Linked DNA regions of Mus musculus: all the other regions are linked to region 1. The links are chromatin loops, found by intact Hi-C in ENCODE. Cell type or tissue: heart. All regions are shown on one strand. Region 1 holds the start of Runx3 (runt related transcription factor 3). Region 2 has its middle 16 kb from the start of Gm42327. Region 3 has its middle 55 kb from the start of Runx3. Region 4 overlaps Srrm1 (serine/arginine repetitive matrix 1).

Region 1 (8,000 bases):
CCCTTCCTACTCTGTCCTTTCTCACGGCAGCTGTGAGAGGTTTAGGGGAAAACCAAGGCGTTTTCGTTTCATCTGGCTGCCCCCCTTACAAGAGAGAGAGAGAGAGAGAGAGAGAGAGAGAGAGAGAGAGAGAGAGAGAGAGAGAGAGAGAGAAACGAAACAGTTGCCTATCCCTGGTATCGTTGAAAAATAAATTCTCTGAACGACTCTGGGGCTACCAGGATGGAGGCATTCCCCAAGTCTCTGCCTATCTTTCGGGATGCAGACTTATGCCGGAGGCAGCCCTTTAGAACCGGCCTACGGTCGCCCTGTGCAACACTTCAGCCGCTGAGGTTGAGAGTGTGGGAAGGAAGTGTTTCTGCTGCAGAGCAGGAGGCGCGGTGCTAGGCCAGGCCCTCCTCGCCCTCTGTGCCCCACACCTCCCGGGTCCTCGCCCAGCTCCGGCGGTCCTCATCCCAGTTACCGGTTAGACTGTGCCAAAGAATCTGGGAGCCCCAGTCCTCCGGTTTCCATGCCACTATACTCTGCAGGGCCCCGTGAAGGCCAGGTGGAACGGGGTATGGCTCCTCCAGGCTGTCTGTGCCACCGAGAAGGAGCGCCCCAAGTGTCCGTGTCCTCCGGCAGAGAGGCCGCGGTGTACCGTTCCCAACGGGAGGTCTGGGGTTCTGACTCTTGGAATAGGAACGGCAGAAGAACTCCCCACGCCCAGTTCTCCTGGACGTCCTCCTGGTACCTTCCCTGACTGATGTAACCATATTTCTCTCTGGACCCGGGCTCGGGCAGCGGGGACACCCAGGTTCCTCTCATGTTCTGTCGGGCCTGGGCTCCTGCAGCGTGGGTGACCAGGCACCCCTATGTCCTGCTAGCCGGGTGACCCCCTTTTCTTCCACCACGGTACCTCCCATGTTCTCTGGGGTCTGGGCTCTTATTGCGGATCGCCTGGAGTCCAGCGGGGGTCCTTCCGGGAGTGGCATCCTGCAGTAGGGGCGCCCGGGTACCCCGGTGTCTTGCCAGCTGGGTGACATCCCCTTTCATGTCCTACTTCTAGGTGCTCCCCAAGTCCTCCCCGGTATGGGCTCCTGCAAATGGGGGCGCCCAGGTTCCCCGGTGTCCTCCCGGCTCGGGCCCCTGCACTCACCTTGAAGGCGACCGGCAGCGTCTTGTTGCAGCGCCAGTGCGAGGGCAGCACGGAGCAGAGGAAGTTGGGGCTGTCGGTGCGCACGAGCTCTCCCGCGTGGTCGGCCAGCACGTCCACCATCGAGCGCACTTCGGGCCGGGTGCGGCCGCCGGGGCCCGCGGTTGCCTGCGCGCTTAGCGCGCCGCTGTTCTCGCCCATCTTGCCGCCGCCGCCGCCGCCGCAGGGGAAGGCCGTGGAGGGGGGAGTGAAGCGGCGGCTGGTGCTCGGGTCTACGGGAATACGCATGCCGCGGCCGTCAGGGCGCGGGCGGCCGCAGCCGCGGGAAGCGGGAGGCGGGAAGGCGGCGGCTCGGGGCCCGGCCAGCGTGGGGGGTGGGGGGAGGGGCGGCGCCGGGGGAGGGGGTGCGCCCCGACGGTCGGCCGCGCGCCCGCTAGTCCCGCATCCGGCGCGCGCGGCCGCCCCACGGACTCGGCGGCCGCGGCCCCAGCCCGGATCCTAGAGAATCAAGTGGCGGCGACGCGGCCGCCCGCGCGGGGTTAGTACCCCGGGCCTCGGGGCGGGGCCGTGCGAGCGACGCGGGGCGCAGCCAATCGCAGCCCCCAGGCTCGGGGTTCGCCGTGGAGGACCCGGTGGCTCGGGCCCGCGCGAGCCAAGCAGGGGCCAGGCTCCGCCCCAGAGGGTCTAGACACCCGCGTCCCGGTAGCCGCGCGGGGAGCCGCGGTCCCCGGAGTCAGGAGCGGCCGCTGCGACCTGGGCAGACATCGGGTTTCCAGCCTCCTGGCTGCGGCTCGCTTCCCCTCCCTCGAGTCGCAGCCTGGCTGCTTCAGCTCTGGCCACCGCAGCCCGGAACCTGCACCCTCAGCTGGTTGCCGCGGTGACACCCAAGACGGTTTTCTCATTCCCTCCACTCCACAAACGATTTTGACCCTAGAGCTTCCACCCCACGAGGGAGTCCACAGCTCCGCGCGGCCTTGGCTCTCGTCTCTGTGGCTTCTGTGTCAACCTTCGAGGCAGACAGAATAGGGGTTGCCACAGGGACCAACAGTGGGGTGGGGACAACCACACGGCTCCTGTCCACTCAAAACTAATTTCAGGATCGCGCAGGCCTCGTGGAGTTGTCCTCTGTCTTGGCAGCTCATGGGTCTTTGAAAACTACAATGGGGCCTACAACAGTGTGCTTTTTTGGAACATTCCATGCTACACCATACGCATGCAACCACCGTCCGTCTAGTGGAAGTGGATGAGGGTCTGTGGCAGAAAGAAGTCTTAACGCTCAGACTGCTTTCTCCCCACGGATGGAAAGGGGTCCTCCTAGGGCCGGGCCATAGTCTTCTTGGCCCTAAAGCGCTGAGCCTACAGAGCTGTCAGGTGCCCTGTGGGAAATCGGCCCTGGGGTCTCTGTGTTCCTCATGCTCCGTGGCCCAGCAACTCCTGGACTTCACTAACAACAACTCTTTCCCGTCCCGTCTCCTAAGCCTGGCATGGGGGCACAGACACACAACTAGAGAGTCCACGGTCACCGGTCACCGAGGGCTGTGCTCTCCCCAACCCCGTGCACTCCTTGGACGGCAGCAACGAACGAATGCATGTGTTTCTCTCACTGCTTTGGAAATTCGACTGCATTTTCGTTGCCAGCGACAGTGAATCTGTCTGCAACTACCAATACAAGCCCCAGAAGCGACACGATTTAGGATCCGATGGCGACAGAGGCATCAAGACCTCATCCTGGCTCTGACCTCAGCTTAGAACACTCCATTTTGTCAAAAAACGAAATCAGGCGCTGTGTGTACAACAGCGGGGTACTAGGTATGTCCTGAGTCTAACGAGTGCCAGGAGAATTGTATTCTGCCCCTCTCTGGGCCTTATGCCAGCGCCTCAAGCCACCAGGGAAGCAAGGACAGTGAAGGTCCCTTACTGGAACTTTTTGAGAACCTATGATTCGGAGTTGACCATCACTAGGCCTTGGGCCGCCATGGAAACAGCCTCTGGACCAGAGGGGATCTAGGAAGCCTGGCCCTGAGCATGGGCCCTCAGGGGGCTCCCCTGGAAAGGGAGCACCGCTAGTCACCAGGTAGGACCCAGACCGAGTCGTCTATTCTGCCCTCGAGCGATTGTGGGCCGTGACTGGCAGCCTCTGCGATGCGATGCATAAATTCGATTTCTTGAGTGATTCCAGTTTGCATCTGCCCCATACTAGTCCCTCCGCCTGATTTCTCTTTCTGATCTTACAACAAATTAATAACCGGGTCTCCGGAAAGTGGGGCTACAGGAATGACCCAACATCTGACCCTGGGCCCGGACTCAGCTATAACCCTCGGAAGACGCGGGCACCAGATCCAAGGGTTGGGGAAGTGCTGGCCTTCAGTACGCAGCCTGAGGTCGCAGGTGAAGGGTCGCCCGGGCTGAAGCAGTGTCGTGAACCGCCCACTAGTTGGCGCTGGCGCCTTGCTGGCTGCTCAGTTGCCCCCACCAGACTCAGAGCACAGACTTGCGCCTGCAGCAGGGGCAGCACGGGCAGCACGGGTTTTCCAAGCCACGGAGCGTTGGGGAAGAGCTACTTTCTGGAGAGTGCGCGCCTGATTTCTCTTTATACCAGTGGTCACATATCAGGTAAATGGATAGTGTGGTGTTAGGCCGAGGGTTGCCTGCCCGGGTTCTCACAAAGAGATACGGTTCTTTGGAGTCCCAGATACCGAAGGGCCTGCAACCAGCAGAAGTCTCCCTTCAACAGAAAGGCGCCGCCCTGTTTCCCTACTTCTGTTCCTGAGCTCCGTTCTGAGGATAGGATAGAAGGCTCAGACTTTCATCCTTATACCTGTCTAGAACCAGACCAGTTTCCTTCTTTCTTCTCTGGACCGACAAACCTAGAACTATTTATGTATGGTCAAATTTTCAGACCAGGAGAGCTGCCACCAAACAGGACTCATCGCTCCCTCTCCCTTCCCCACCGTGCGTACATATGTTCCGTCTTTCTTTCTGTCCCACAGTCGGGCAACAGTCTGCCTTCTCTCAAATGCTCTCTTCTAAGAGCACCTCACTGTGTCCCCAACAGGGGACAGGAAGCAGAGATCAAAGCTCCTCTCTCACGTGTATGTCCATTGTAGGGTAAATTGGACCAGCCTGGGCCATCTACAGCAGGCTCTTATCCTGAGAGGACACCCCCGCCCTCCAAGCCACTAAGGCTTCTTGGCTGTGCAATGTTGCCTCTGTCTTTGAGGAAATGGACTGAGTGGGTCTCATTCCTTGGAAGTCAGGAGACAGGGAAGGGTAGGTTTCAGCACACTTGTTTCTGGCTCATCTCTGGTTAGTTCTTAAGTCTGCTTCCTCCATCCCTCTGGTCCAGGGACCCTGTGTCGAATATTCCTGAGCCTTCCTCTCAACTGTACAGGGGAGAACAGCTGAATCTGGGATCACGTGTGAAGTGCTTGGCACAGGACTGCTCCAGAAAGACGCTCTATCACGCCAACTGTCTTTGCCAAGTGTCACACCCTCACCTGTGAAACACTCATCTGGTGGTAGCTTTCACAGCGCTTTCTAGAACTCAGAACCTAGGACAGAGCTGTGGCCACCTTGCTCCTCCTTTCTCCTAGGCTGGCCTGAGGGCTACCTGCTGCCTACAGACTATCGGGTGCTTGCCTTTACATAGAGCTAGCACTGAAGGCAACTTTTGAGGGCCTTCTTGCTGTCAAGGCTCCAGACCTTCACTACTGCCCTCCCACAAGCAGCCCTGACCTAAGTAGAAAGTGACCATCACCATGGACACCACAGTCCTTTTCCTCTCCCCCAGAGGTGTCGGTTCCTTCTAGAAATGGAGTGTCTCCATTCTGGTCCCGGCACCCAGTGTGGATCCTGCCTACAGCTTAGTCTCTGGAACTCTCAGGGGACTTTCCTATGTTGAGGGACTTCTTTCTAACATTCTTTCTTGGGGAGGGGGAACTAGGGGTTCCTGCTGGCAGGAGAGGGGCAGTGAGCACTCCCTCCCCAAGGCTGAGAGAAAGTGAAAGCCATAAAATGCTGTTAGTAAACACAACTCTGTATCCTGTTTTCAGACGTGTGTAGTTACTTACACGGTATAAAATATTGAAATACAAAAGATGTCATGTACCCCGACTGAGCACACCTGCTGAACCCGTCAGAACCAGCGGTTGGTCAGAGTACTGTAACTAAATTGAGAAGCAATCTCTTGAGAGAGGTGGAGGCCCCATTTCAGAGGTTTCAACTCTGGGGTCATCTCTCCCGGGTGACTTGAGGGAAGGTTACTGAATGGGTGGGTGTGTTTTCCAATTGCAGAATTGAGAACCGGATTTAGAGGGAGGGAGGGGAAGGAGGGAGAGCTGGGACACCTTTCCCAGCTCTGTCCCAGCTGGGGAAGGGGGAGGGGGACTGGCCCTGAAATGGGTTGGGCTAGAAGACCAGTCCCAGCCTTGGCTGAGGCTTGACTAGAAACCAGACAGTCTGCTGGCCTTAGAGATATGACTGAGTCCCCTATAACTCCACTCAGCCCATTCGGTGTAGTGGGATGGGGCATCTGCAGACCCTTCAAACCCCGGGGGACAGAAAGTTCCCCCAGAAAGGCCTAGGAAGGGGGGAGTGCAACGCTGCTAAGCTCACGTCAGTGCTGGACTTTAGGGTCCTAAGCAAGGGCCAGGAAGGACCAAAGTTGTTTCCCTATGGTCTCAGGCTCCCATCTGAGCAAGGAGCTTCCTAAGTCATCCTGAGTCCCATCTGGCTCTCTAGTCTGTGATCAAAACCTACAAGCCATTCCTGCACTCTCAGGATCCAGTCACCTTTTAGGGGATGGGAATCCCCACTCCCTCATGTGTGCCCTATCTGGATGCAGTTTGGCTCTGAGGAGGCAATCTTGAGAGAACTCATTGGGTCTTGGGGGGTGGAAAGGAAGCCCGCTATCACTGTCACCTCTGTATCTGGAGGGAGTTGGTCCAGCCTGGCAGGTGATGACCCCCATGGCTGCTGTACAGGGTGGGTGGGTGTGCGCAGGGCAGGCGTTGAGAGCCCTGGTTCTTGAACCACCTGCTGTGTGCGCCTGCTCAGCCTCCCTGTGTGTGCATCAGAGGGGCAGAGATTTTATTCTCTGGGTTCTCAGGATGCCCCGGGGTTCCCTGAAGAATGAGCTTCTCCTGTAGGGACTCGGCACCTCAACAGCACTCACCAGCCTCCCTCTTTGCTGTCTGTACCACAGCAGCGACTCCCACTGTGCACCCGGAGCCCAAGAAGGCCTCTGACAGAAATCTGTCCTTTGTCTCAGCTCACACCTATCAAGATGCCCACAGCAAGGGATGCAGTGGTCAGGGACAGGAAGGGAGCCTCTGCCTGGCAGTCACCTCTGTCACATTCTATACCCCATGCTCACTTATGCCACCTTAAAGCATTTTTTTTCTGGGGCCATCATGTCCGTTATACAAGAGAAAAACAGAAGCCCAGAGAGGTTAAGAAACTTGCACAAGGTTGCACAGCCGGGAAACCACAGAACTGGGATTCCCTCCAGGGAGCCTGACCCTAGAGCCCACGTTCCTGGCCACTCTGCTGTCTCAAGGAGCAGAATCAGATTAGAGAAGTAACAGCCATGGGGCAGCATTAGATTCCTCGCAGAAGAGTCCTGGGTTGGCTTCAGTATTCTAGTGTCACTCATGAAGGCTCTAAGACACCAAGTCCAAGACCCCGACATTGTCAAATAGCGGATCCAAGGCCTAAGGAGGGAAGGGTCTGTTGAGATCGGAACCTAGGCCAGGTTACTCTCTGGGCATCTCCTGCTGCCACCTCCTGCTGGCTGGGTCCCCATCTTCTGTCTGTCCCGTGCTGTAGGCTGTAGGCCCCCTTGTCCCCAAAGCCCACCCAGCAGTGCCTGGGCCACAGGGTCCTATTAGGGATTTTCCACCCCTCCAAAAAGGTCTTAATGCCTGTCAGTCCTTGTGAAACTTTAATTAATCTCAGAGGCCGACGACTTGAAGGAGAGCTGCCTTGGCCTCACAAGGCTGAAGATGACGGCTCCGTTTATGTGGTGCGGAGGAACGCTGCAGACATTCCTGCCAGCAATAAAAACCACATGGCTTTTCCAGCGTCGCCCTTGGAAAAGAGAGAAAAAAAAATGCAGCCCTCTGCGGAAAGAAAGCAGCTGTGTACTGTACGCATGGCGTGAGATAAAAACAGGCGTTCCGAGGTGGAGAACAGTTGGGCTTTTATGTCTCCTCCATGACCACCGTCAGTGGCAGGGCCCAGCGGTCACCCTCTTAGCCACAGGCAGCTCAGAGAACAGGGTTGGCCCCAGTGGAAGGCCTTTAGCTGCTAAGGAAAAGAGCCTCAGCCCTTCCACCTGGGCTGGGTCTAAGCTCCCTGGCTGTCTCTGAGGTCGTGCCAGCACCCTAGGGTGTGACCTGCACCGTGTCACAGGGCCCTTACTCCTCAGAAGGGCACGCACTGTGCTCAATGCACGCTCTGCCGCAGCAGCTTTGAAAGGTTTCGTTCCTTGGTGAACAAGGATATGTGTTTTATTTTTCATGGGCTCCCCCAAATCATATGGATACATTCCTGGCCACAGAGCTCCCACAGGCCAGGAACCTACCCCATGCCATGGCTTGGCTCGTAAGGTGAAAGGAGCAGAGGCTCACAGGCATGACAGGTCAAAGAAGTCAACATTTGTACTCAGTTCTCCCAGACTCAAAAATGAGGAGTGTGTGTGTGTGTGTGTGTGTGTGTGTGTGTGTGTAAGAGCATTCGAGTGTGCCTGTGCCTATGCGTGTGTTTGTGTATATTTCTTTGTGTGCAGGCACATATGTATGTACATGTGGATGCCAGAGGTTGATACCAGGACTCTTCCTTGTTTACTCTCTACCTTATTCACCGA
Region 2 (8,000 bases), 82 kb after region 1:
AATAAGTCTCTCTTGAACGCAAGTCCAGACAGTCCTTCTGACAAGAAGACTGGCATTCAGTGATTGGTGGGCACTGTGCACAGCCTGGGTATGCTGGACAATTTCAAAAGCCTCGGAGCAGCAGGGGTTAAAACTTACGAACTATTGATTTCTAGAATCTTCCATGGAAGACTTTTGGACTGCTATTCGTGTTGGGTACCTGAAACCACAGAAAGTGGAAGGAGCCAGCTGGGACCACCGCGCCGCTTCCAAACTGACAGCTGTCTGTCTTCCTGATGCTGCGGCCTTTTCCTTCACCATGTTGCCTTCTGTGGGCAACCAGGGCGCTTGCTTAGTTTTCGGTGGCAAGAGTATTTTTCCCTCAGCCTCAGTTTGATCTGGGGTTCACAGCTAGAGGCCACAGGTCTGGAAACAGACCTCCCTTGCCCAGCACATGGGACTCACCGGCTTGCCTTGCCCTGGAAAGGGAAGGGTGACGGATCTGAGAGCATTGACGAAGTGTCTACCAGGTGCTTTGACTATTCCCATGTTTTTCCTGTAAGGATGCTGGCACTCAGTTTGAGGCCACGCCCATCTGAACCAAGGCCCAATTAATTGGAGCCCAGGCTGTATTGGGCCACATTCTTTACCCCGCATCCTCTGTGTAGAGGCCTGTCAGAAGCCCCTCTGCCCCTAAATCTCTGGCTTTTTCCAACAGATGGGCTGGAAAATGGGAGGAGGTGGCTTAAACATCGTCAGGCAGACGGGGCTGGGTGCACAGGCCTAGAACTCTTTTTACTTGGGAGGCTGAGACGGGTGGATTATGGGTTCAAGGCCTTCCTGGGCTATAGAGTGAATTCAAGATCTGCCTGGACAACTTAGTGAGACTTGTCTCAAAAAAAAAAAAAAAAAAAAAAAAAAAAGACCTAAAGATGTAGCTTCATAATCACAAAACACAAGGCCCTGGTTTCAATCCCAGCCCCTCAATAAACAAACAAACAGATAGACAGACATCATGAGTCCCAACCCAGGGTAAAGATGGGGGACGCAACCCTCAGGTCAAATCTGTCGTCCTCTGGTCAGGTGTCAGCGCTTGGGCCTGATGCCCTACTGATGCTTCTGAGCACTGATATGGTTGGATGCTTGTAATCAGTTTGCTCTTTATGTTTGCACATATGTCTCAAGACCCTGTCCCGGGTGTGGGTGTGGGCTGGTTCTGGGGTGCGTCAGGGGTGGAGCGATGCAGTCCCTGTTGTGGGAGCTTTCTAGCTCTGGCAGGACCGACTGTGACCCTGTTTCCAACGTCTTCTGGTTCACACATCCTTTGAGGGCCACCAGAACTGTTGGCTGTGTGTAGGATTCATATTTTAGAGTAAGACTCTACTCAATGTCTGTGGTTCTGTCATTATGGACAAGCATGTGACCCCATGCAGGACACTAGACCAACCTAAGCCTCTTTGAAAAGGTCCAGGTCCCAGCGAACAGACTCCCAAGCAGGGCCAAGTTAGGGTGCCACTCCCAAGCCCCTGAGGAAAGGGCTTGGCCAGAGACAGGGGACCAGGTGGGCAGCTCTGAGCAGCTTCCGACCGACCGTTGGTGGCTGTGGAGAGGGACGCAGCGATAGTGGGGAAATGAAAAGAGGCCAGAGTCGCCCAGGCCACAGCACGCAAAGGGCCACCTCATCCTCTACCCTCCCGCTTGGCTAGAAAGGGGAAGGCGGCCCAGACCGGGAAGTGGTTGGCTTCTGATGACTGCGGGGGACCGCCAGCCCTGAGCAGGAAGTGGTCAGCCCTTCCCATCCCGGCCAGCCGGGCCTGCCTGAGCTCACCCTTGGATGGAGCTGGCCTGAAAGTCCCTGATCTCTGCCCGCTCTGGAAGTGGCTTTATTCTTAGAAACTCCACTCCAACCGGGCCCCCCGTTTTGTGGCTGGGGGGCGTCTAGGAACTGGGGCTCTCAGTCCGGGTCTGCCCTTTCCTGGGGCAGAAGCACAAGTCACGCGGCCTCCACAGCTGGCCGTGTTCCTTGTCTGTTCAGTTGGGGTGCAAAGCCCTGTCTGCTACCTCAGGGGGGACACTGTGTCCTGAAAGCCCACAGCTGGAAAGTCCCCATGGTTTTCATAAAAAGGATATAGCCAGGAAGGGAAGCAGGTAGCCCCAGCTCTAGGCCTGGCAGGTACAGGGCTGATCGGTACTTGCTTACTCTCAGCCTCGGCCTAATGTGAGACTTTGGTCAAGTCTACCAGTCATTGTATCCTCCCTCCCTCCCTTCCTTCCTTCCTTCCTTCCTTCCTTCCTTCCTAATAACTTATTTATTCATATTTTATGTGCTTTGGTGTTTTGCTTGCATGCATGTCTATATGAGGGTGTCACATCTTGGAGTTATAAGACAGTTGTGAGCGGCCATGTGGTTGTTGGGATTTGAACTCAGGACCTCTGGAAGAGCAGTCAAGGCTCTTCATCACTTAGCCATCTCTCCAGCCCCCACTGTCCTTTTCTTCTTGTGTATCTGTGCCTGTATTTACACACACGTGTGAGCATGTGCAGACGAGGGCACGTGCCTGTGTGAAGGCCAGAGGCCGGCCTCAGGTGTTCTGCCTCAGGAGCCTCTGATTTTGCTTTTGTTTTTGTTTTCAGTCAGAATCTCCTTGCCCTTGGGCTTGACAGATGGGCCAGGCTGAGGCTGTCTGGTCAGTGAGCTCGAGGGTCTGCAGGCTCTTTCTCCTTGGCGATCCCACCATATGCACACACCTGGCCCCAGAGCTGGGATTACAAGTGTGTACAACCACACCCAGCTTTATATGGGGTAAACTCAGGTCCTCATGCATATATAAGCCTCCAACCGAGCCCCTTCCCGGCCCCTCTGGGCCTTTCTCTATGGCCAGGGGACAGGTCTTAGCATCCAGGATGGTCACAGGACCCAGCAAAAACAACATGCACAGAGACACTCTGGAATGTTCTCAGTGGTACACTAAGAAGCACTTCTTAGTGGAACTGGACCCGAACTCACATCTTGTAGGCTTGGAGTTTGCTACCTGGCCCTGGGCCTCCCAGTGTGGGAGAGAATTCTCAACCCCTTGGACGGGCCACCAGAAGAAGGAGCCCACTTACCTGTTCCTGCCTCCATGGAGAAGTGACAAATCTCTTTGTCTGGTTCCAGCAAGTCTCTGAGATGCCATACTTGGGGTGGGACGGGCTCTGCAGTCCTGGATGGCCAAGCCCACAGTGGAGTGAAAGGCTAATCTGCCTGCAACAGGCCCACAGCCCATGAGCCTTAGGGACATCGGGGAGTTCCGACTCAGATTTTGTCAAATGCTTATAGGCAAAATTAAAAATAAAATAAAATGAAATGAAATGAAATGAAATAAAATAAAATAAAAAAGAGCAGTCTGCCTTCCTGCCTCGTCTGTAGAGGAGGAATAGGAGGAGCCCTGGCGACAAGGAAGAGGGAGGATCAGTTGGCATTCCGGTATGGCTCCTTTTTCTGGGAAGCTCAGAGCTCGCCACGTCTAGGTTGGCAATGGCTGGAGCTGAAGGAGTCAGCCCCATTCATACAGTCAGGCTGGGTCTGCCTGTACTATCCCCACCACCACCACCTAACAACAACGTTGTCACTGACACCCCCACCACCGGCAACATCACTTACCACGGTTGACACCATCTCACACCACTGTGACCATCACCGCCCTTACCACCTCCCCCTCCCCCACAGCTCACCGTCACCTTTGCCTCAATTACCAGCCACTACTGTCACCATCATCACCACCGCCACCACCACCACCATCTTCACCACCACCACAACTAACACCACCTCCTCTATCCCCACCAGACCCTGGGCCAGCCACTTTGCCTCTGTCACTACTACAGGAAAAGGACTCCCTTCTCCAACTGAAGCCTCGCCTACAGACTCACCCCAGTGGGGATGAGGGCCAGCCTCAGGGCTCTGCCATGGCTGCAGCAGTCAGACCTGCAAATGCCTGCTGCAAGATGAACATAAGCGCTCTTGGAGAAAGGGGGCAGAAGAATCTATTACAGAGAAGAGACATGTTGACCACACACACGGTCTTCGCAACTGACGGACGTGAAGTAAGACACATTATGCTTTTCAAATTACTCTTGGGGAGACAAAAGCACAGAAATTTAAAGGCTTGTCCAAGGCCAGGTATCTAATATAGAATGAGGCTGTGATTTGAACCCAGGAACCTCACACCAGAATCCCCAATCCTGACCACTTCACTACACTGCCAGATTGGAGGCCCAGACCCTCACTGTCAGCAGTATCATTGACCCTGCAGTTTTTAACCTAAGACACAGTAGACGCTCAACAAAAAGAAGCCAGTTTATTGATAATACTGAAGCCCCTCCCCCACTCCTGCTCCTTCCTTCCCTGAGCCCGCCAGGCCGGAGGCTGTTGCTGCAGTTCCATAGCCAGCCAAGAGAGGGCAGCATGCAAAACAGTTCAAGAACTTTCCCGGGGCGCCAGAAGGAATTGGGAGGAAGTGGAGCTAAGACTTTGTGGCTGGCGTGAAGGCAGTTAGTGACCCAGAACAAATTCAAACAGACTCTGATGAGACGTGTTCTCTCATCCTCAGCTGAGATAACTGAGGGCCAGAGATGGAAGCGTCCTTGTCCACGATCACACAGCCAGTAAGTGGCAGAGACAAGTTAACAGTTTCAGTCTTCTGATTCGTTTTTCCCTTACCCAAATGGAAGGCAAGGAGATAGACCAGGCCTCCTCGCGTCTGCAGGATAAGACCAGGAACAGGACTAGCCTATGGTAAAAGTGACTAGCCCTGGGCAACACCTCACACCTGCACATAGCCCGGCCGCCCCCTAGTGGCGATGACGGTCAGTTTTCGTAGGCTCTGATAGTCTCTGCATGACCTTGCTAGCTGAGTTCTTCCTGAAGTCACCACTGCAGCTCTGGCGAATATGGTCTCACTCCTGGAAGACTCCTGGAAGGGGGAGGGGCTCTACTTTCACAGAGACGAGACCCATTTTCTTCTAGGAATAGCATCCTCTGATGAAGAGCAGAACTTACAAAATTTGCAGAGTGCCAGTTGGTGAGACTTTGGGGGTGGGGTGATTAGATAAGGAAGAAGAATAGAGTACATTTTAGAGAAGAGTGGAGTTATTAGCTGTGTCCAGAGGTGCCTGAGCAGCTAGCCCAGTGGAGAAGAAATGAGCGAGAGATGCAGACAGCATTCCATGCAGATGAGATAGCAGTACAGAGGCCCTCGGGCTGCTCTCCGGGGCTCACGTAGATAACATAGATACAGACCACTGTGGTTCCCACTTCTCGGAGACTCCTAACTTTTCGAGGATCTTTTGAGCCTTGTAGGGAAGAAACAAAGGTTCAGAAAGGTCATGTTGGAGGTCACAGGGTAAATCAGTGGCAGAGTTCAACTGAAACCCCAGGCTTCTGCCTCCCAGGTCAGGCTATTTAGAGAGTGGCCTTGGATTCCAAAGTTTCTATAGCATATCACCACTGGCATACACACACACACACACACACACACACACACACACACACACACACACACACCTGAGGTGTGAGGGGCAGGACATAGTCTCCAAAGTGTGGATCCATTCAGGATAGGTGCCAAGAGCACCTCAGGCATGGTCTGATGCACCCAGCCATAGTGGGGCTGTAAGTGGGACATCTCCTGTGCCTCCCCCTCGGGGTGGAGGAAGTCTGCTCAGAGAGCTCATGTGCTTGCCAATTGGCAGGGGTGAGTGGCCACCAAACATCAGAGGCAGGATGACCACTGCCCAGGCCAGGAAGCAGGGCTCACCTGTGGCCATGGTCAGCATCCAGCCAGGGCTGAGGTTTGGAGCTGGACCACGGATCTCGAATCAGGCTGAGAGTCAGCATGGGGTTTGGTTCAAGGGTCTGTGGCAAGGGACAGTTACCAGGCTGGGTTCAAATAAGAACTCATCCATCGCCAGAGAGCAGAATGGCCAAGGTTGAGGCTCTCTGTGGCTAGAGGGAAGGGTAGACATGTGGGCCAGGCAGGGACAAAGTCACAGTCACAGGCCTGATCCTGAGGGCTGGACAGAGGAAACAGGCAGGTTCACTTCCACCCTGCCAATCTCAGCCAGGCTGGGCAGCTCAGCCTCCCACCACCCTAACCAACCCCATGGCTAGTGGTCTTGGCTGAGATAACACTGTGCCTTCACATCTTTCTGTAGCTGTGCTAAAACACTCTGAGAAACGCAGTTTAAAGGAGAAACAGTTTGTCTCGGGAATCCAGGTTACAGAGCATCATTGTGGAGAAGTTAAGTCAGCAGATACTTAAAGCAGCCACCCACATTGTATCCACCATCAAGAGCAGCTAGAGATGAATTAATGCATGCATGCCAGCACTCGGCCCCTTCTCCACTCTTACACAGCCCAGGGAATAGTGCCACCCACAGTGGGCAGGCATGCCTGATCTACACAGTCCCTCATTGACACTCTTTCCAAGGTGATAACTTCAGTCAAGTTGAGAACTAACAGTAACTACTCCCATTTAGCAGACAGAGGTACTGAGCCCAGGACCTGCCTAGCTTCCTTGGTGTGTCCCTGCACATCTGTGACCAAAGGGATCGCAACTGAACCAGTCAATTTAAGGGAGCAGAGATCGTGAGCTGGGGGAAGACAGGTTGTAGTGAGGACTGGGATCTTGTGAGCTCCAGGAACTATTCATTGGCAGCTGCTGGGAGGTCTGGCCATTTGCTTGTTCATTGATGAGTTTATTTGACAAATGCCTCCTTCTTGGACCTCTCTGGGTCTCGTTTCCTGAGTGGTTATTGGGAACTAATGAGAGTGCAGGCCCAGAGAGTGGGTGTGAGTTCCAAACACAGAGAGTGCACAAGGGTGCCGGTCTCCCCACCATCTCCCCAGGGCTTTCCCATCTTGGTGTACATCCACCAGCTAACCTCTAGCTGTTTTCCCTGGTCACAGGCATTGGACAGCCAGATACCTAAGAATCCACACACAGTGTTCTATCTTGGCTGCCCTGGACCCAGTTGGGCAGCCCTCTGGGCCACACTCTCCTGGCTGTTTCACATGGCAGCCATGCCTCTCTCTGTCCTGCACTCCTCTCAGACATGGCGTCTCTCCTCTCCTCCACAGTCTCCCCGCATGGTGAATCTCCCCTTCTCTCCTGCTCCTGGTCCCAAGCCCAGGAGTCCTAAAACTCCCTCCTCTGTCTATTCTCTCCAGCTACTGTCTGTTGGCATCTTTATTACCAATCAGAACCAACTGGGGACAGGTTCTCAGAAGCTATGTATAGATATCCTCATGCAAAGAGTTTCTGGGGGAACATGATTAGCATTAGAATACAAGCAGCTACGTGGCCTCCACAGACTTGTTTGCTTGAGTGCTTGGTCCCCACTTGGTGGAACTGTTTGGGAAGGATTGGGAGATGTGGCTTTTTGGAATGGGAGATGTCGCTTTTTGGAAGAGACGTGTCAATGTGGGTGGGCTTGGAGGTTTCAAAAGCCCATACCATTCTGAATGTCTTTTTCTGTCTCTGCTTTCCGTTTGTAGATCTGGATGTAACCTCTCAGCTATATTTCAGTGCCTGCCTGCCTGCCTGCCTGCCTACCTGCATGCTGCCTCCTGCCTGCCTGCCTGCCTGCCTGCATGCTGCCTGCCTGCATGCATGCTGCCTGCCTGCCTGCCTGCCTGCCTGCATGCATGCTGCCTGCCTGCATGCTGCCTGCCTGCCTGCCTGCCTGCCTGCTGCCTGCCTGCCTGCATGCTGCCTCCCTGCCTGCCTGCCTGCTGCCTGCCTGCCTGCCTGCCCACCTGACTGCCTGCCTGCTGCCATGATAGTCACGGACTCTAACCCTCTGAAACCATAAGCCTCCAAATTCATTTTTTTTTAAAGACAGGATTTTGCTATTACGTAGCTCTGCCTGTCCTGGAACTCACTAACTCACTTTCTAGACCAGGCTGGCCTCGAACTCATAGAGAACCTCCTGTCTCTGCCTCCTAAGTGCTGGAATTAAAGGCATGTGCCACCATTCCTGGCTAA
Region 3 (8,000 bases), 57 kb before region 1:
ATAGTAACAAACAGCATGGTACTGGCACAACCTCAGAAATGTAGACCAACGGAATAGAATACAGATAAACTCACATAGCTACTGCTACCTTATAGTTGGCAAAGGTGTCAAAGACATACATGGAGAAAATGTGTGGTATTGGGCAAAGTAGATATTCACATGTAGAAGAACAAAACTAGCCACCTAGCTCTCACCCTGTGCAAAAGTTATTCAAAATAGATCAAGGCCACACTGTAAGGCTTGAGACAAACAGCTAGGGGGAAAACACGTGTAAAACCTAGGCACAGATAATGTCCTAGTTTCATATCCGTTGCTGTGGCAAAATACCCTGCCTAAGAGTGTCTTGGGGGGGGAGGGGCTTATTTGGCTTACAATTCCATGTTATAGGTCATCAAGTGGATGCAGCTCTGCTGCCAGCTTTTTTTACTGAGCCATCTTCCTTCATGCTTTTATGGTTCAGATCTGAGCCTAAGGAATGGTGCCACCCACAGTAGGCTGGGTTAAATGTCCTACAGACATGTCCACAAGCTAACCTGATCTAGACAGTTTCTCACAGAGGCTCTTCCCAAGTGATTCTAGGTTTTAGCAACATGGCTAGACATTTGACATTTAAAAATAACCACCACAGGTGAAGAAAACCTAGGCATAACTCTGGATGTCACAGTAAGAGCAGACGTGGCCTGCATGGTATTAAAAAGCTGCTGCCCAGCAAAAGCAATCACCAGAGTGGAGAGATGCCTGGAGACTGGAAGAAAATCGTGACCGACTACACATCTGGTGGGATTAATGGTTAGAATCTAAAAATCTAGAATCTAGATTCTTCTGGAATTAAAAACGGAACCATCCAGGGCTGGGAATACAGCTTAGTGATAGAGCCCTTGTCTTGCAAGTACAAGGGCCTGGGTTTAATCCTCAGTGAGAGGTGGGGGAAGGATCAAGAAAGACATCGGTCAGAAACAAGGACTCAGGGAGAAACGGGGAATTCAATAAAGAGGGCTAGGGAAGAGTGGAGTGCCCTATTAGCCCACAGTTGTATGTCATTAAAAGGAGATCTGTGACTATCAATCACAAACTCAAAACAACTGTTAGGGGCTGGAGAGATTAAGAGCATTGACTGCTCTTCCAGAGTTCAATTCCCATCAACCACATGGTGGCTCACAACCATCTGTGATGGGATCTGATGCCCTCTTCTGGTGTTTCTGGGAAAAAGAAAAAAAAAAAAAAACCATCCATGAATAAGTGGGCAAATTGAATACAACCCTAAAAGAAGAAAACAGATGACCAATAAATATATGAAAAACCGTTCACCCTCCTTAGCTAACAGGGAGATACAAATTGAAACTATATTGAGAATCTGCTTTTTTCCCAGCCAGAATATGGCTGTTACCAAGAAAACAAATGCCTTCTCGGGCTGGAGAAAGTGCTGAGCAGTTAAGGGCTCTCTCTCTCTCTCTCTCTCTCTCTCTCTCTCTCTCTCTCTCTCTCTCTCTCTCTCTCTCTGTGTGTGTGTCTCGGGGTGGGGGGTGTCAGAATTTGCTTTCGGGCATCACACTAAGAGGCTCACAACTGCCTACAGCTCTAGCAAGGATGTGAGCAAGAGCAGCCCTAATTCAGGGTGGTGGGAATGCAAGCTGGCTCAGCCGCTATGGAAATAAAAACAGAGTTTCTCAAAAAACAAACAAAAACAAAACAAAACAACAACAGCAACAACAAAAAACCGAGTCGGGCGTGGTGCCTTTAATCCCAGTACTCGGGAGGCAGAGGCAGGCAGGCGGATTTCTGAGTTCGAGGCCAGCCTGGTCTACAAAGTGAGTTCCAAGACAGCCAGGGCTATACAGAGAAGCCCTGTCTCCAAAAAAACAAAAACAAAAAAAAAAAAAAAAAAAAAACCAACCAACCAAACAAACAAACAAAAAACTTAAACAAGAGCTGGTACATTACCCACTAGTACGTTACCACTCCGGGTACCTAAAAGCCTCCTAGTCAGCATATCAGAGATGCACCTACATCGGTTTTTATTGTAGTGCTATTGCTAATAGGAAAGCTATAGAGCCAGCCCAGGGGTCCAACAAGAGAGCACTGCATAAAGAAAATGTGGTGTATCCACAATGGAAGTCTTTTCAGCCATACAGAATGAAGTTGCTCTCCACCTTGGAGCCATCTGCTCCAGCCTCTCTCAAGTGTTTATATTGCTTAGCTTTGCTTGCATAAACATCCACTAACTGAAAAGAAGAGGAGACAGAGAGACTAAGAGAGTTGTGTCCTCTACAGGAAGACGGATAAAACCATGACAGATCTCACTGTGTGACTTAACTCAATCTCAGGAAGAGAGACATCGCCTGACTTCTCTCATTTGTGAGCCCTCGATTTTTGTTTAGATGCAGGCACATATGCGCAGATGATATGCAAAGAGAAATGAAACTCTGAGGGTGGGGAGATGACAAAAGAGACTAGGGGGAAGGGAAAGGCCATGGAGGTAGGGTGGTAGGGTTTGGGTATGCTCAAATTTATACACACACACACACATACACACACACACACGCACACACACACACACACACACATATTGGCCTATACACATACACACACATATATGTGTGGCCTATATAAATGGCATATATTTTTATATAATATACATTATATATTGTATATATGGCCTATATAAATGACATACGTATAATATATATATTGTATATATGGCCTATATAAATGGCATGTATATACATACACACATACATATATAGTCTACTTTGGTCAGGTTGATTAAAGTCAGTGGAAGGGGGCAGTGATGAGCAAGGGAGGGCTCTAGAAAGAGCTGGGAGGGTAGATGGGAGAAGGAAAGAATTTAGATATGAAGCAGGAGGGGGGACTATTGGAGAGCAGGAGGGTACAGGGACTACTGTATTCACATCATCTTTACAGCTCTGCTGTCTGCAGCACTCAAATACTAGAGACAGCTCCCACGGCCTTCAGACTAGGGGATAAGCTGGCATGGAGGTCTGTATAATGAGCCCGGAAAAGGCACGAGGTAGTGATAGATGGCACAGTATGGATGAACCAAAGAACTGCTCCGCAGTACAAGCTAGACTCCAATGGTCATTCTGTAGGGTACCCCTTATTCCAAGTGTCCTTACTGGAGTACTGGGGATATAGGACCAGGGAGTTTGTTGGCCAGTCAGTCTAGCAAATACATTGAACTGTATGCTGATCTGTGGAGACAATCTGACCTCTGCATGTGCACGTACTTAGGAGAACACACACAAATACGGGGGTGGGGAGGAGAGAGAGAGAGAGAACGAGAACTATCTAAAGCAGACAACAGCAAAGGTCCAAACCAACTGAAAACCAGGAAAGCCAGACCGGCATGAAAGTCTCATGGGCTCCAGCCTGCACCTGTGTAATGAAGTCCCGGGCAACAGGGCAGGAGCTGCACTTGATGAATAGTGCCCGAGATCTCTCTAAAAACTGAATAAAGGAATCAACCTCAAATCTATGAAACTTCTCTAAAGTCCATGCAGAATAAAAACAAATTCAACACACCTAAACATATCATGGTGAAACTGCCCACCCTTTAAAGCAGTCTGAAGTCGGCCCGAGAAGCGGACGGAGCAGAGCCAGTGAGGGGACCACAGGGAAACCAGGGTGGCCTTGCAACTGGGGGACAGGGCATCTTTAATGAGGGAAGTCTGCCCTATAAATTTCCATAATCCGGGAAGATACCTTCCACTTGGAGGGCAAACGGGCAGAATAGGGCTCTAATTCTTTTGTAAGGCAGAAATGGGGCTTGTGATGGGGATCCCGTGGTGCACTGGTTGCCTGGCAAGCCTGAAGCCCTGGGTTCAATCCTGCTACTGTGTGGATCTGTAACCTCAGCTCTAAGGAGGTAAACACAGGACGGTACGAAGCTCAGGGTCATCTTTGGCTAGATAGTGAGTTCAAAGCCAGCCTGGGATATAATACCCGGTCTCAAAAAAAAAATTTTTTTTGTTGTTGTTGTTCCAAAGAAAAGAGGTGGGGAGAGAAAGAGAGGACAGAGTTAAATAGCAACCAAATAGACCTAACTGATTTATGAGAAATACTACATTCGACAGCTTCAGGGAAGGTTGAAGGGCCCATGGAGCAGAGTCTAGCAAAGCAGAGCAGGTACTCTGGTCTGTAATTCAGTCCCTAGGACAATCCCCTCTCAGGCACCACTGCCAAGCTTCCTGGCCACACACTGCCATTTCAACACCTTCATTTAACAAACGTGTGAATAGTACATTAGCAACTATTCTGAATGCCATACCATATTAGAGCTCTTTTATGGTCCTTATATAGAAAGTTCCCATTTCTGGATAAGGAAACTCAACCCCAGGGGTGTAAGACATTTGTTTGGTACACAGCTAGGAAACCACAGTTCCGAAGATGGACTGTAGCGGCATGAAGTCTGTAATCTTTAGAAGCCTGACTCCTTTTCTCATTAAGGTTGGCAACCAAACTAATTAGATTGTCAGGAAAACTGAGGCCCGTCTAGGGCGCACCCGACACTGGGTTTGTTCTCTGGGGGCACGTCTCTGGCAACAAACACAAGTTAAGAAGCCCAGACAAGTTGTGCACACCTGCTTTAATACTTCGTGGCAAGAGGCCAGGTGGACCCTGCTCTGAAAGCCTTGGCTGTCACCAGACGGGCGAAGGCTTTCTCCAAACAGCCGGCAGAGGGCGCAGGCGACCCTCTCTCAGGCGCCACTTCTGCAAACCGCGCGGGGCCAGCTGCAGGACGCCGGCAGTTTGGGGAGTTGTCAGTTCAGATCCGCAGCGTCGCCGGCTTCCTTCCTCTTTATCAGATCTGTCAGGGCCGCGGCGTGTCGTGAAGGCACCTCCGGCCTCCTTCCCTCCTTCCTGTGGCGAACGGACGCAGCCATCTAGCGAGCGAGCGACACTTCGCACCCTGACACTTCGCACCCCGGGGGCCAGGCGGGGCAGGGGGAGGAGCGACACCTGCTGCAAGATCGGTTCACGCGTGGGCCCTTTGCGCCTCTGCACCCTCTTCTCGCCTGTGCCCGGCACACTGCCAGGTTTGCGTGGCAGCTAGGTCGAGGTGGAGAGAAGGCGCTGCTGCCATCTTTCTAGGGGTCCCTGGACCCCGGTGGCTCCCAGCACGGTGCATGCATGGCTGTGGCCTGAGCCATACTGAGCGGTAGGTAGGTGCCACCTAAAAGAAAGAGGTGACAGTGCACGAAATATCTCTAAAGATCGGTGACATTATCTTCATAAAAAGTATCTTAGGGTCTAATAGAACGTGTCACTAGGTCTGCACTCAGAAGGGCCATTGGAGAGGAGGAAGGAGGAGTGGGGGAGGGGTGGAGTATCTTGAAGCACCTAGGACAACAGTCCTAAGCAAGAGTCCCCTTACTCTCTGACTCCCTCCCTAAACAAGAGCAAACTATTTGTAAATAAGACCGGCCCCAAACTCACAGAGATCCTCCTGCCTCTGTCTCCTGAGTGCTGGAATTAAAGGCATGTGTCACCATGCCAGGCTAGAGCAAACTATTTTCATTCAACTAGCTTTAACAGAAAAGTAACCTGCTTCCTCCCTTCCTTCTTTCCTCCCTCCCTCTCCCTCTTTTTCTCCCTCTTTTTTTTTTCTCCCTCTGTTCCCTCCTCCATTCCTCCTTTAGTGCCTAGTTAGATGCTGTCATCTCCCATGTTAGCAGGGGCTGGCCAGATTGACTTTTGGCCCAGCAGTGGGGCAGCCCAGATCTTACCAAGGGGATATTCAGCAGTCTCTCCGGGGATGCTAGGAGAGTCCAGCGGTCCCAGGGACACCTGCTGCGCTGCGTGCTCTGGCTCAGTGGGGTGTGGAAGAGGCTGGTCCTGTTCAGTCCGACAGGGATTTTAGGTCTGGGGAAAGCAGGAGGATTAGAGGAGGCTTGGGACACCTGAATCCCAGCACTTGGAGGTTGGGGGGAGAATTGGGAGGTCAATGCTGGGCAGTGGTGGCTCATGCCTTTAATCCCAGCACTTGGGAGGCAGAGGCAGGCGGATTTCTGAGTTCCAGGACAGCCTGGTCTACAGAGTGAGTTCCAGGACAGCCAGGGCTATACAGAGAAACCCTGTCTCAAAGAAACCAAAAAACAAAAACCAAAAACCAAAAACCAAAAAAAAAAAAAAAAAAAAAAAAAAAAAGCCCGAATTGGGAGGTCAGCCTCTGTTGGGCAGAAACTCCTTCAAAGCATCCAAACAATTTTGCCCCAGGCTGGGGAGATGACACAGTGGATAAAGTGCTAACAAATGGATCTGGGTAGACATGGCAACCCTGGGGAGGTGAAGACTGAGGTCTCTGGGTAAGCTGGCTAGATGACACTAGCCCTCCATCGTTAAGCCCAGGGTTTAATTGACAGAGCCTACTTTTATGAACAAGATGGAGGACAATGGAGGCAGATCTATCAACCTTGGGACGTCACAGACACGCCTACAGCCTACATATGCCCACTCGTACAGATGAGAACACACACACCCCATGACCTCACACCACATCTGTATGCTAACAGAAAAATGTTTTGCCTCCTCTTTAAAAGTTAAAAAACAAACAAACAAACAAACAAACCAAACCAAACCAAACCTGCTCCCTATTCCTACAGATCCTTCTGGGACTCAGGGGTCCCTGCAGGAACCTCGAGGTCACCTGTTTTGCAGTTTTGATCGGGAAATGTGAATAACTGTAAACACAGACCATCCCAAGTTCCCAGCCCGGGATCAGTTTTGCCACTGCCACTGGCAGTTGGTTTTTGAAGGGAAAATCCAGCAGGGCTCTGCCGTCACATTTGAACTTGACATTCTACACCTGCTTTTCCTTATCTGATGTCAAGTAGAAATCAATCATGACAGCAGGAAGCTGGATTGTCTCCAGCGTCTGTGTGACAAGGATGGCCAAGGCCGGAGTTCCTTGCCAGAGAGGGACTGCAGGGGGTTAGTGCTGATCTGGTACAAACCCTCGAGGCTCAATGGGGGCAGGATGGGGGTGGGGTGGGTGGATGGGGGCCGTAGCTATGGGGCCACACCTGTATCTTTATCCTCTCCTGCCAGATTTTACGGGTCTCTCCAGCTCTGGGGTAGCACAATGCCACTCGCCAGGCGCCAGGCCACAGGCAATCCTTGACACCCAGTGTCCATTTCAGGTTAAAACACATCTGTATGGGGCAGCCTGATGCTTTCCCAGTATCAGTGTCGTGGCTAGATGTGACTAAACAGAGACATTGGGTTTTTCTGTCTTCCACAAGCATCGGGAATAGCAAGGGAGAGCAATGTAAATAGAGACAGGCAGGCAGTGCAAGCCAGGCTTGAGGCTGATTCACGAACGCGCCGCTACGGACACCCTCACAGACATTTACCCAACCAACCTCAACTGACCCATGAAGGAACTTTGCAGAGAGAAAAAGACAAAGGGTGAAGAAGAAAGAGTACCGCTGTTTTGTTTTATTTGTTTTGTTTTATTTTATTTTTATTGCTTAGGCGATGACGAAAGTCTTTCTGCTCACTGAGAATGTTTGGAAAGCACCGGAAGCAAGAGGCTTGGCAGCAGCCCCACCCCCACCCTCACCCCTACCCCCCACCCTGAGTTGCGACTGGCCCTCGGGGACAGCCTACTGCGGTGTGTCTCCAGCCTGTTGACTAGGGGTTTCTTTTCCTGTGAGGGCGGCAGGGCTTTATTCTCTGTCACTAGTCGACTATGTTGCAAGTATCTCCGCGTCATCTGGAACTCTAGATTTTGGTCAGATCCCCTCCCTGCTCGCCTGTCCCACGATGAGCAGGGCTCGGTTGTTTCCAGCTCTCATGGTGACACATTTAGTCACAGCCGGAGGGTGATGTCGTTGAGCACGCATCTGGGGCTGTACTCCGTGTATGGAGTGCAGAGGAAATATGCAGAAATGGGAAATGAAAGTGTGAGAGTATGTGGGGGGGGGGGCATTGGCTGGGGCGGGGAGTGTTCCACCAGCATAGCCTTAGGAAACAGATTAAGA
Region 4 (8,000 bases), 170 kb before region 1:
GATAAGAAACACAAGAAGCACAAAAAACACAAGAAGGAGAAGGCTGTGACCATAGCCACCCCAGCTACTGCAGCCCCTGCAGCTGTTTCTGCTGCCACCACCACATCAGCACAGGAAGAGCCTGCAGCAGCACCAGAGCCCAGGAAGGTATTCACACCGCCTCTGCCTGCTGTCTGAGAAGTGGTTGTGCTTTTTCTCTGTAGTATTTTGATGTTTCTTGGTGACCTGCCAGAATCAAGAGTACAAATGGCTTCAAAAAAAACTTAATGTGTTTCAACTTTTTACAACTACGTTCAAGGGACAGCACAGGGCCTTTTGCTGTATGTAGATTGGGCAATGTATGCTACCACTGAGCCACATCCCTAGATATACACAATAAGTGCAATTTAAAAAAAAAAAAAAAACTTCCCATAAGGGACAAAAGTGGGGGCGTCTCAGAGTAACTGATGACAGTAGGGTCTGTGTGTGCTCACCCATCAGTGTGCATGTAGAGGCCGTTGATGTCTCTCTCTCTTTCTCTCTTATTTTTATTGCACTTTACAAATCCAGGGTCATTTGCAGAGTTAATTCCTTAGGATGGGACACAAGTCATCAGGGCTTGGGGCAGGCTCCCTAAGCTGTCTTGCCTAGAGCTCACTGTCAGCACTGGGGCGCTGCAGGCGTGCTGTCATCTTACAGGGTCCGCGTGCTTGCATAGTAAGCATAGGAACATAGCTCAGTTGGTTGGGGACTTACTTAACTTAATGCTCAAGGACTGGATCTGATTCCCTAGCTCTCGTTGTACTGGGTATGGTGGTAAGCCCAGCTCTTGGGAGGGCTGATCTTGGCACCATAACAAATTCTAAACAAGCCTAGGCTACAAAGCAGCCCTGCCTCGAGAGCTTTGGGTGGCTTTTGTGTGTGCAGAGCTGTGCAGTTGCTGTACTCGGGCCCCACTGTGTCTCAAGACTTAATATGTGCCTGGGTTGGGTTTGTTTTTCAGGAGACTGAGAGTGAAGCTGAAGATGACAACCTTGATGACCTAGAGAGGCACCTGCGGGAGAAGGCCCTGCGGTCCATGCGGAAGGCTCAAGTGTCCCCACAGTCCTAAGCGGACATGTTTGTTATGTTGTAAATTTTATTTGGTTTGTACTCAATTCAATTTCAAAATTGCTAAAATGTGTTTGAGCTTTAGACTATAACATTTGTTGTAATAATTGCTAGGTTGAAGTTCACCATGTTTAAAAAAAATGGGGGGCATGGATTTACATTACAAAGGCGTCCACGGTGTATTAGTGACATTCTTCCATTGACATTTAGAGTGAAATATTTTATGCCAAAAAAAAAATCTCTTTTTTAAAAAAGGGGGTTTGACTATTGTTGGCATTCTTGTGGTTCCTTTAAATGCCCTTACCTCTCCCAAGAGGTTGTTTTGTTTTGTTTTCCTCCCTTTTCTCTTGAATTTTAGCATCCACATAAATTATGCTTCCAACCTTGTATAGGTTTGTAAGCTTGCCCAGAAGTGAGACCACTGTTGAAGTACCACAAAAGTTTGAATGAACGAGTGAGTGTTCACTCTTTTGTCTGTGGAGTCTGCTGTGTGGCAGGATCCCAGCCCTAGAGCTGCAGGGCTGCCCTGTGGGACAGCGCAGCCTAAGCTGATTTGGATCTGGGTTTCTCCTCCAGGTAGGGTTGTTTTGTTTCCTTCGCCCTTTTCTTCTCTGTGTAAAGGCGATTCCCTAGACCCAGGATGGACCCTTCAGTTATAGAAATTTGTTTATGGAACCCGGTGGCTCCCGTCATGTTTCTCCTTACTCATCCAATTGGTACCCACAACTGAAGAGCTCGTGTATTTGGCGGGCTGGAAGGGCCTGGACAGTGTCTTGGTTTCACTGTTTTATTTTATTTTATTTTTTAACTAAAGCTATATAAAGCTTGTGGATTAAACAGAATAAATTTCTAAATTTAAGAACATTGCCACTCACATTTATTCGCCTGCAGGGGAGGACGGAGTTCAGGGAAAATAGAAAGTGATGTCGCAGGCTCTCCCCTTCTTACTGAAATAACTAACTGCAGAGATGTCAGCAAGGGAGAGGGGGGTGTGTTCTTGGAACATGGAAAGCTGGTGAGGAGAGAGGCAGTTTACAGCAGGGCATGGTGTCAGTGTGAAGGACCTCCCAGGTGGCACTTGGACCTGAAGCTTGTGACACCAGAAGTCTGAGCCTAGTCTTTGGAGGCACAGATAAATTTGATTGTGACTTCTAATAGATGAAACTAGAATACAAAATGCCCACATCTGAATTTCAGGAAAGCCTAAGGGTGTTTTGTTTTTTGACTGAGACAGGGTTTCTCTGTATAGCCCTGGCCGTCCTGGAACTCACTCTGTAGACCAGGCTGGCCTCGAACTCAGAAATCCACTTGTCTCTGTCTCCCAAGTGCTGGGATTAAAGGTGTGCGCCACCACTGCCCGGCCCTGTTTATGACTTTTAACCAAAAGACAGACACTTAAGACTTCGGTAGGGCCAGGCTCGAACCTAGAAGGCCCCTTCAGAAAGCCCTGGATTAAGAATCTGGACCCACACCAGCTCAGAAGAGAAGGGAAGGGGAACGGGGAAAGAATTGTGGGGGTGGAGTGACCAGGAGAGGGGCAGTGAAAAAAACCTGGGAAATTTAATGATTCCACATATTTCTTTATAATCCCCAACATTTACCCTAAAGTTACACATATAAAGACAGCTTTCTCGTTAAAAATGAATCTGGAGCTGGACTGGAGAGGTGGGGTGGCTCAGTGGTTGGAAGTATTGCTGCTCTTCCAGAGGACCCGACCGAGTTCAACTCCCGGCACCCATATGGCAACTCTTGATTGTAACTGCAGTTCCAGGGTATCGGACACCCTCACACAGACATAACGTGCAGACAAAACAGCAATGCATGTGAAATTAAAAAAAACAAATCTGGGGCCTTTTGTAGTGGTTTACTCCTTTAATCCCAGCATTCAGGAGGCAGAGGCCGGCAGATTTCTGAGTTTGAGGGCAGCCTGGTCTACAGAATGAGTTCCAGGACAGCCAGGGCTACACAGAGAAACCCTGTCTCAAAAAAAAAAAAACTAAACTAAATCAAAAGACTTAAGCAGTGAGCTGGTTTTACATGGAACCTACAGTGAGTTATAATGAAGAAACAAGGTACTCAGTGAAGACAATCCTAGAGGACTCTAGAGCTGGGAATAGTCTCATGTGCAGAGCTTTCTGTGTTCTTCCATGTGGAAACCAACCCCGTGTGAGACAGGAGAAGCAGTGTTGAGCGACTACAATGCGGACTCCCTGTATAAACAGTCGGAGTATTTGCTTCTGTTTAGCCTGACAGTTGGAACATTTGTGGCTGACCCATGCAACACAGGAGCTTTCATTCTTTCCAACTGAAACCTGACAGCAGTCCTTGCCTATACAGCTAGTTGAAGCTGTTTAGAGGCTAACCCAGTCTCTACTCATTTTTGAGTCCCATCTCAAAAATGGAGCACATGTCTGTAACTTAGGCAACAGCAGAAGGGCCTTCCCCCCTAGTTAGTTGCTTGTGAACTCAACAGAAGCTAGAGTTACTGCACAAGGCCACGCCAGCAAGATCAGTCAGCATCTCAGCCAGCAGCACTAACTGGACTCAAGCACAGGAGGCGGTCAGCTTCCTCGGCACCGTCTTCATCTTGAAGGCTCGGCCATCGTTTCCTGACCCATTTCTGAACATAGAAGTTACTAGAATTTGGACCTCTGTTTAGCATCATTTCTATAGTGTCCTCATAAATTAAATGGTGAATCAGCATAAAACCGTAAGGTGAGACATCACATGTACATCGTAGTCATTCACGGAGCCCACTGGGAGTGGAGGGACAGCCTGATCTACATAGCAATTTCCAGGCAATTTCCAGGCCAATCAGAGCAATATAGTGAGATCCTGCCTTAGGGGAAAAAATATTCCATTATCAAATGGCAAATTTCAACCAAGCAAAACCCAAAATTGGGCTGGAGAGATGGCTCAGCAGTTAAGAGCACTGGCTACCCTTCCGGAGGTCCTGTGTTCAAATCCCAGCAACCACATGGTGGCTCACAACCATCTGTAATGAGATCTGATGCCCTCTTCTAGTGTGTCTGAAGACAGCTACAGTGTACTTACATATAATAAGTCTTAAAAAAACAAACCCCAAATTTCTTTGGCAGTGTCCGGATAGGCACAGAGGCTTTCCATTCTTTCCTGGTCCCAGCTGTCCTCAGATTTGTCCACTAGGTGGCGCCTAGTCCCTGCTTGGCCACAGAGTGAGCTGGCATACTGTGCAGTCCTAAGACTCCTGTGCTTGCTTGGTCATTTTCTTTTTATTGTTATTTTAGGCAGGATCTCATATAACCCAGGCTGACCATGAACTTGCTGCATGGTCAAGGATGACCTTGAACTCAGTTCCTCTGTGTGTGTGTGTGTGTGTGTGTGTGTGTGTGTGTGTGTGTGTGTGTGTGTGTAAGAGAAAGGAAAGAGGTGGATATTTTGCTTGAATGCATATGTCTTTGTTTGTTTGTACCTCCTGTGTGCATGCCCTCAGAGGCCATTGGATTCCCCAGGACAGGAGTTACAGATGGTTGCACAAGGTTGCTGGGGATTAAAACCCAGTCCTCTGGGAAGAGCAGCCATTGCTGTCAACCACTGAGCCATCTATGTAGCTTTGGTTGGCCAGGAACTCAGTATGTGAACCTGGCTGCCTTTCAACTCCGATAGCTTGCATGCCCTGTCTCCAAGAGCTGCGATTAAGCAAAGGCATGTGCCGCCATGCCTAGCAGATGTTATTTATTTTTAATATTGTTGAGTGCATTTCCATCCGTGTATGCTGTATAAATATGCATTTATGTGTGCCCCAGTGCTCATGTGGAAGTCAGAACAATTTCACAAAGCCCATTCTTCCCACTTTATATCAGATCCGGGGTTCAAACTCAAGGGTAAGGTTTGTTCCGCTGCAACTGCTCACTTACCGTCTATCTGTTGGAGTGGTTTTGGTTTATGTTTTGTTTTGTTGAGACAAGGTCTCATTATATAGCCCTGGCTGTCCTGGAACTTGCTGTGTAGACCAGGCTGGCCTCAAACTCAGAAATCAGCCTGCCTCTGCCTCCCAAGTGCTAGGATTAAAGGTGTGAGGGCTTTTCGAGAGGGAACATCCGCCTCAGTGTCCTTCCAGTGGCCTAGCGTACAGGACCTGGAGGGCTTATGAGGGCTTAGATGTTTGATAAGAGCCTTGAAGATGACAGGGCAGGTTCTAGAGCGCGCTGAGAAGGGGCATGGGTCACAGGGTGACTCGGGGAAGCTGAGACATTTTCATTGTATACAGGGTCTCTTATAGTCTCATTTGTGAGATTCCTGGAATACTCCAAGTTTGAATCTAGGAAGGAGCAAAAGGCCATACACGCTCAGGCTTAAGCCGGGCTCCCTGCCGTTCTGATATCTCTTTTCAATGCGTATGAATTTTCCCCTACAGGAATGTCTGCCCACCATGTGCATACTTAGCCTTGGTTCTCTGAAACTAGAATTACAGGCAGTGGACTGGTGAGATGGCTCAGCAGGTAAGAGCGTTGATTGCTCTTATGAAGGTCCTGAGTTCAAATCCTAGCAACCACATGGTAGCTCACAACCATCTTTAATGAGACCTGACACCCTCTACTGGTGCGTCTGAAGTCAGCTACAGTGTACTTACTTAATGTATAATAATAAATCTTTGGGCCGGAGCAAGCAGGGACTGAGCAAGCAGGGCTGACCTGATCGAGTGGGGCTGACCAGAGCAAGCAGAGGTCCTAAAAAAGTTCATTTCCCAACAACCACATGAAGGCTCACAACCATCTGTACAGCTACAGTGTACCCATATATATATAGGCTGTTGTGAGCTGCCCCATAAGTTCTAGTCATTGAATCCAGGTCCTCTGGAAGAGCAGCGAGAGTTCTTCATCCCTGAGCCATCTCTGCAGCCCCATCTTTTCACATTCTAGTTTTAAATATCTACATAAAAGGATTATCGTGGGCCAAATAATGGTGGCACACATCTTTAATCCCAACACTTGGGAGGCAGAGGCAAATGGATCTCTTAGTTCTAAGCCAGCCTGGTCTATGGAGCTGGTTCCAGAACAGCCAGGGCTATGGAGAGAAACCCTGTCTCCAAACAAATGAACAAACAATGGACCATCATGTATATGCAGGCGGCCTTCATAACAAATCATAATTGTTATGGGATCCTTGACGTCAGTGACAGCCTAGAGTGGGAGGTGCCTTTCCTGTGGCCCCTTAATTTTCATTGCATGGCTATCCTGCCTCAAAATGGCACGACCTGACACAATTCAGGAGGTTGGAGATTTGAAGTAATCTAGGTCCGCAGTAGTGGCGTGTGGTTTTTGATGCATCCATCATAAAATGCTGTTACAGTGTTTAGGGTTAGGCAGGAGGCCTGACTGACACTGGGGACCCAGATGGCCCCACTCACGCTGCAGCCGTCAGGACGCCTCAGTTCCTCACCAGCAGGCTCGTATTCCTTGATATCATTTCTTTTTCTTTCTTTTTCTTTTTAAGATTTATTTATTTATTATCTGTAACTACACTGTAGCTGTCTTCAGACACTCCAGAAGAGTGCGTCAGATCTTACTACAAGTGGTTGTGAGTGAGCCACTATGTGGTTGCTGGGATTTGAACTCAGGACCTTCGGAAGAGTAGTCAGTGCTCTTAACCACTGAGCTATCTCTCCAGCCTGATATCATTGAAGAGGGAAGAGTCTTCTTCACTGTGAGCAGACCCTGGGTCCTGCCTGCGGAGAGAGGCAACTGAGCACCAGCGATCCAGCACTAGTTCCCTGCCCTCTGCTCTGGAAGGGATGGGATGTCAGCAGACTCTTCGAGTTCCAGCCCGCCCAGACTTCCCCCATGCTGATGGCTGTAGCTGGAAGTTGCCAGGCCACTCACCCTGTGTCTTGGTTACTTTTCCATTACTGTGATAAAACGTGCATGACCGAGGCAACTTATAAAGGGAAGTGGTTAAATGGGCTTCAGCTTCGGAGGGTTAGAGTCCTCGCTGACAGAGCAAAACAAAAACACAAAACACAAGGGCAGGAACAACTGAGAGCTCACATCGTGGTCCTGCAAAGTATGACACAGAGCAAGATACTGGGAATGGCATGCATCTTTTGAAACCTCCAAGCCCACTCCTGGTGGACACATCCTCTACCAAGGACACACCTCCTAATCCTTCCCAATCAGTTCCACCAGTTAAGCATCAAGAATTCAAACACTGGAGCCTACCTGGGGGTCATTTTCATGCAAACCACTACAACCTGTACCTGTCAAGTGCAATCCTGAGAGCTGAACCCAGGCTCATAAAGACAGACCCTTGGCAAACACTGGTATTTTATCATACAACTAGGCAAAGTCCACTGATCCATGGCCTCTCTGCCTCTGTGAAATTCACAGTTCTGTGGACTGAGGACTCAGAACATTGGGCCTTCCTAGGGGACTGACTGACTCAGGCATGAATCTCCCATCCTGGATGTAGCCTTTAAACATTCACCTGGGCCAGTCTCCTTTCAGGAAGAAGGTGGAGGAGCTATGTGTCCATGTGGGTAGAGCTTGGGACCTGTTCCCGTCAGCCCTTGCTGGTGAGCTTGGGCAAGCCCTTATCTCTCTCTGGGGCTCTGGGTGCCCCTTATGGATGTACAGGCTGAGTTGGTATGTCTGATAATGCTACGGACTCACTTCTGACAAATGATAGGACATTTGAGGAACCACCATCACTGACGCATTCTCCCGGAAGCCAGTGAGGACACAGGGCCAGGTGCTGATGGAAAACGGGGCTATGCAATATCTGGGTGCTACAGGTCACACGAGGGACTCGCTGTCAAGACCTGTGACTGTATCCTTTACTATGACAAAACGGGTGGCAGAACGGACTCAGGGAGAGACATTGACAAGGGCTTATCTGTCACTGTGGTGAAGACGTGGCTGCCACAGTGGCTCAAC

The links. Peaks named below come from ENCODE experiments on the same cell type or tissue, not always from the same donor. Only the 100,000 strongest peaks of a DNase experiment are listed, where the experiment ranks them.
Region 2: it touches region 1 in a loop (4-fold over the local background); 19 of 42 quality-filtered maps call a loop at or near these places.
Region 3: it touches region 1 in a loop (3-fold over the local background); 15 of 42 quality-filtered maps call a loop at or near these places.
Region 4: it touches region 1 in a loop (3.0-fold over the local background); 4 of 42 quality-filtered maps call a loop at or near these places.

Annotation. Positions count from the first base shown.
Region 1 is chr4:135,146,195-135,154,194 of GRCm38, reverse strand. Runx3 (runt related transcription factor 3) reads right to left here and starts at 1,650. Exons shown (of 5, transcript NM_001369050.1): 1 at 1,139-1,650. The coding sequence starts at 1,423. In heart, a CTCF peak has its summit at 3,560 (motif pointing right); DNase peaks (open chromatin) are centred at 1,074, 1,744 and 3,584; H3K4me3 peaks cover 2,279 bases; H3K27ac peaks cover 1,096 bases; H3K27me3 peaks cover 8,000 bases.
Region 2 is chr4:135,063,736-135,071,735 of GRCm38, reverse strand. No RefSeq gene overlaps it. Among named protein-coding and RNA genes, the nearest start is that of Gm42327, 16 kb to the right of the region's middle. In heart, CTCF peaks have their summits at 4,425 (motif pointing right) and 4,770 (motif pointing left); DNase peaks (open chromatin) are centred at 1,725, 4,405 and 4,825; H3K4me3 peaks cover 789 bases; H3K27me3 peaks cover 770 bases.
Region 3 is chr4:135,203,218-135,211,217 of GRCm38, reverse strand. No RefSeq gene overlaps it. Among named protein-coding and RNA genes, the nearest start is that of Runx3, 55 kb to the right of the region's middle. In heart, CTCF peaks have their summits at 1,200 (motif pointing left), 4,490 and 4,699 (motif pointing right); DNase peaks (open chromatin) are centred at 4,777 and 7,807; H3K4me3 peaks cover 1,728 bases; H3K27ac peaks cover 748 bases; H3K27me3 peaks cover 3,157 bases.
Region 4 is chr4:135,314,437-135,322,436 of GRCm38, reverse strand. Srrm1 (serine/arginine repetitive matrix 1) reads left to right here. Exons shown (of 18, transcript NM_016799.4): 17 at 1-147; 18 at 983-1,952. The coding sequence ends at 1,090. Among named protein-coding and RNA genes, the nearest start is that of Gm12984, 12 kb to the right of the region's middle. In heart, a CTCF peak has its summit at 4,250 (motif pointing right); DNase peaks (open chromatin) are centred at 4,276, 4,696 and 6,977; H3K4me3 peaks cover 455 bases; H3K27ac peaks cover 618 bases.